Linked DNA regions of Homo sapiens: region 2 is linked to region 1. Evidence: chromatin loops called from intact Hi-C (ENCODE). Cell type or tissue: A673. All regions are shown on one strand.

Region 1 (2,500 bases):
CCCCGTCTTGAAATTCCTCTCCTGACTGAGATGTTTGTTGTTCACTGTTGTACCCTCCCCTTCATCCTTCTTGAAGGCTGTTAATAGAACCATCAGACAGACAGGCAGCGTCAGGAGAACAGGCACCTCCCCAGATGCCTGTTGGGTTGTTCTCTCCCGTCTTCCACTTGGGCTACAAGTTGCCAAACACCTAGGAATAGGGGCCGTTTGGTCAAACTATAGCATCTACCAATGGTCAGTGCAAATGTCTCTCTTTGCCTCCACATACTGGGGGCACTGAAAGGAATCCCGGCCTTGATTTCTCTCCAGTGGGTGGTAGACACTGGAGGGCAGTCAACAGCATGCCAGGAACAGAATGAGGAGCAGCGCCTGGGCTGGAAGTTGGCTGTGGGCTGCAAGGTGGTGGTGGGGACTAATGGGGCAAGGGGTGACTGCATTTATCAATGAAAGTATGAAAGGCTTAATTAAATAATGACTCATAAATATTCAGCTCAGCCAAGCTGAGCCCCCACAATGATGGATGTCAGGGACTAAAAGGCTTTCAAGGGGAGGACTCTGCAGAGATGTGGGCCCCCACGCGTGTCAGAACGTAAAGGGCACACTGCCCACAGCCTCTGCTAGCTTGTGACATATCGTTCCCTCGCACCCGCCTTGCAAGCCAAATGCATTTTAAGGCAAGCGGTCTAGTTCCCTAATGAAGAGACTTCTCTATCAGGACCTTGGAATTTGTAGTACAGTAATCCCCTTTATCCATGGTTCTGCTTTCCGTGGTTTCAGTTACCTGCAGCCAACCACAGTCTGAAAATATTCAATGGAAAATGCCAGAAATAAACAACTTATAAGTAGTAAATTGTGCAGCCCTCTGGGTAGTGTGAAATCTGGCACCGTCCACTCCATCCTATTTGGGATGTAAACATTTCTTTTATCCAGCATGAAGCTGGATCTGGAAGGAAGGGAGGTGCGAGAGCAAGTATGCAACGGTACAAGTCTCCAATATGGGAATATGGGACCAGGTACAAGCACAAGTGACGGAAGCCCAGGGTCTTTGTGTGTGTGTGCGCTCTTTGTTCTCCTTTACTTAGCTTCTACCACCACTAAGAACCTGGACCACATCTTAATCATGTTGAGCTGCTCTGAGCCTCAAGATCTTTCTCAATAGGGCAGTAACATCTAACCTACTGCTCCCCACCCGCCCCACCCAGTCACACACTAGCTTTGCTGGCTGCTTTGTTCTCTGACCTTGACATGCTCTCCTGCCCCGTGCCCTGGTGCAAGCCCTTCACTCCACTTAGCATGCTGTCTCCTCTGCTCTGTTTCCTGATCACAGCCAAACTACCCATCAAATGGCACCTGCTCTCCCACATCCTCCCCAAGGCCACCAGGAAGCTGCATGCTCCCTCAGCACTTCTGGACCTCTTATTCTATCACTGTGATACATCTGGGCACCTACATCTCTCTCAACCCAACTAAGCTCTAAAACTCCAGCACCTTCCTGTTCCTCTGCAGTTGCCAAGCTCCTTCCTGCTTAAGAAACATGCTGCTCCCTCACTCGGCACCACCTTAGTCTTCAGGTCAAAGCTTGTCCAGTTTGAAAGGGTGCTCCTAACCTTCCAGAAGCACTCTTATTTCCGTTCAGAGCCCACTAGTAACTTACAGTTCATTTGTGTTGTCGGCATCTGTATCTCCTATGAACTATAAGCTTTCATAAGGACAGGGGCTATTATCAGTTTTGTTCCCCATGTATAACTAGGGCCTCTTTTTAACTGTTAAATGTGCCCCAAAATGGAAACAGCTTGGGCTTTAGAACCAGACAAGTTCAACTTATTACCAGGTCTCACTGATCTGTAACTACCCCCAGGCAGCTGTCACGGCAGCTGAGTGTGACGCCCACCACTCAGAGTGCGCCAAAGTGCCTAAACCCTGTGGACTCAGTGAACCCCAGTTCCCTCTCCTTGCTTGCTTCTCACTGTAACAGCACCTGGTACATGGTAGGGGATCAACGAATATCTGTTGAATGAACATCCTCCTCACAGGAGGCAAAACCATGCCCATTGAACTACACGAGTTTGTTTTTTTTCTAACTTTCTGATAGGGGTATTCACTTAAAGCTAAAGCCGGCCATTGTTGTGAGCCTCCCTGATTCAACCCTCACCTGGCAAACCAGGGAGTCTTTCTCCACTATACAGCCTGGTTCCCTCTCCATACCCCTCCTAGGTCCAGGCTCCCCCACATTTCTCCTCAGGCTTCAATCCAAAGCGTAGGTCCCCAGCTTGTGGAGACACACACATGATATGCTTGGGCTCTTTGCTTTACCTATTCAACAGCCGTGACAATCTCCAGGGAAAATGCCTGATATAAAATTACTTACCTAGTATGACCTTAAGTATGCTTTTTTTTTTTTTTTAAGGATTATGGGTGAAGTTTCTTCTTTATGCTTTTCTGTATTTTTTAAGTATTACAATGAATATGAATTTTGACTACAATGAATATGAATTATGAC
Region 2 (2,500 bases), 86 kb before region 1:
TTCTGCGTGGGTTGCACAGGCTATCTTTCATTATTCAAGATGTTAACTTTTCAAAGAATTTTCACATCTATCGGAAAGAGTAAATGCTATGAAATCTAAAAAGAATGCAGGAAAAATGACAGAACTCTTGGGAAGGGGAACTCGATGAAGATTGGGTTCCACTGCACACAACAGAAAGCCCAGAATAATCCAGATTAAACAAGTTAGAGGTTCATTTCTCTCATGTGAAAAAAGGCTGGAAGGAGGTACTTTCAGGCTGTGAGGGAGAGTTCTACAGTCAGCAGGGATCCAAGCTCCTTCTGTCTTTCTTACTCAACCTCCAAGCACATTGTTTCCATCCTCAGAGTGTCCTCATGATCCACCATGACTGCTGGAGCTTCAACCATCTCATCTACATCCCAGACTGGAGGAAAAAAGGAAGGCTGAGAACAAGCAGGACTCCTTCTCCACCTGCTTTCAGAAAGACTCCACAGAAGTTCCGCCCAGCAACTTCCACATGCCTCTCATTGGCTAGAACTCAGTCACATGATGATCTCCCGCCGCAAGGTGGGCTGGGAAGTGTAATCGTCCAGTGGGGTGCCGCGCTGTCCCGTGGTGTAGAGGTTATGTTATTAAGGGAGGAGGAAGGAGCGGGCGTCAGGCAGGCAGCTCGCAATTGAGAGGCCAGGAAGATTTTTCTGGGACTAAAAGAGAAAGTGGGGTGAGGAATTATACTAGCATGGAAGATCTCAGAAAACTGCAGAGGAAACAGTACAGGACCCTTGGCAGAGAGGTGCCTTGGCATCGGTGTTTAGAACTGGGCGGGGAGGCCTAGGGGCGTGGATCCCAGCCCTGAGTCTGACACCACTGGCCTCAGAGGCTACTCAGGAGCCATGCAGGATACATCACAGGCTGCAGAGGGATGGCCGAGGTCCCCATCTCCACGACAGGAGAGGGTCCCCTCTAAGAGAGGGCATAGTGCGCACGCTGCTTTCTTCTCTGGAAGTGAACGGGGGCTCCTGCCTCTGCGGCCAGGCTTCTCGCTCCCATTAGCACACCCCGGGCCTCACGAGGCGAGTGAGCCTGGTTATTAATGGACTTTCCAGACAGGAGTTCCAGAGTGGGCCTTTTTCATGGTCACTGGTGGTCTCTGCGTCCCACCAGCTCCGCGGGAATCCGGGCCACGGCGAAATGTTCTTAAAAGAGGAAAATTACCCAGAAAGCGACTCCCAAAGAAAAGTCAGCTTTAAAAAAGTTTGTGCGTGTTGCAAAGCATTATCGTTAAGTCCTCCAGCTAGGCTAAAAGCCTATCCCATTCCTCCCTGGGATTTCTAGTGAATTAATAATGCCGCTGATGAATATTCAAAAGTAGACAGCTATTGTGCCTCCAAGCACATAATTAATTATTCATTACACATTTTTATTCACTGAATTAAAAAACACAGGGTGCTCTGGGAAATGAAGTGTACTTCACTGCAGGGGCATGAAATTCCACACTGCCCCTTTAAGAACTATTATTCTCTATTTGTGGTTACCAAGCAACATAAATGCTAGGCAATTAGATCATGGGTTGTCCCTGAAGACTGATGGGATAATAAGCAGTAGTTAAGTATTAAGTTGACCCAGTGAAGGTCCCATATGAATAAACCTGGGTAGGACCACAGCTGGTGTCTTTTAAATGAAACTTTTACATTAATACCGTACAAAAGGTGATTCTGTTCCGGGAGCACGCGTCGGCAAAACTTGCTGGTCTGCAAATCCCGCACAGGTTGAATGTGCTGTTGCTCTGACGCGCCCGTACTTGAAAGGTTGTGCAAGGAGTGCACTGTCCTCTCCCAAATGGGGCAGCAGCCCGCCTCCAGGGACCAACGGGGCGAAGACGTCAGTCTTCAGCCTCGGCCTCCCAAAGAAAGAAATGCATTAGTTGAGGGACTTCCAGGGAGGGTGCAGGTGGAAGTGATGAAAACTGAGCTTCTCTACTAGAGGAGCTGAAGTCAGAGCAAAGGCCAGCCCTGCCAGAAAGGCCCAGCTGAGAAGAGTGCTGGTTTCTCCCTGCTCAAGGCCACACACTCATCCTGGACCCCAGCCCCAGAAGGGCCTTCTGCCCTTGACCCCAGTGCAGTGTTCTGACAGCCCAGGGCTGGAGCACCAGGTCTATGCAGCTGCCTCTCTCTCAAAATTCAGGTCGTAGTCATGTCTGTATCTTCAGAGCCTGGCACACAGTAAGCCCTCAACAAATGATTATTAATAAATAATAAGAGTTTGGGACACTTGATGGTGTGAGTTGGCTGAAGGTGAAAGTAAAGGAAAATAAATGACAAGTTTGGGACACTTTATTAGTCATGCTGTTTGGTTATGAAGCAAAGCTTAGACTAATGATTGCAGTTAGCTGTTTCTTTACATACTCCAGTGTTTGCAAATCTCTTAGCACTTTTCTTAAATGCTCCTGAGTGCTGCCAGCAGGAATGCCAAATACAGTTGTACAGAATGTGCACTGCACAAGGGTGCCTGGCCAAGGGAG

The links. Peaks named below come from ENCODE experiments on the same cell type or tissue, not always from the same donor. Only the 100,000 strongest peaks of a DNase experiment are listed, where the experiment ranks them.
Region 2: it touches region 1 in a loop (2.7-fold over the local background); 6 of 110 quality-filtered maps call a loop at or near these places.

The regions. Positions count from the first base shown.
Region 1 is chr14:96,575,989-96,578,488 of GRCh38, reverse strand. No RefSeq gene overlaps it. Among named protein-coding and RNA genes, the nearest start is that of PAPOLA, 75 kb to the right of the region's middle. In A673, no CTCF peak of the experiment used is centred here; no DNase peak of the experiment used is centred here.
Region 2 is chr14:96,661,749-96,664,248 of GRCh38, reverse strand. It overlaps LOC105370645 (a long non-coding RNA gene), which reads right to left and starts at 454. Exons shown (of 3, transcript XR_944179.4): 1 at 1-454. In A673, no CTCF peak of the experiment used is centred here; a DNase peak (open chromatin) is centred at 1,358.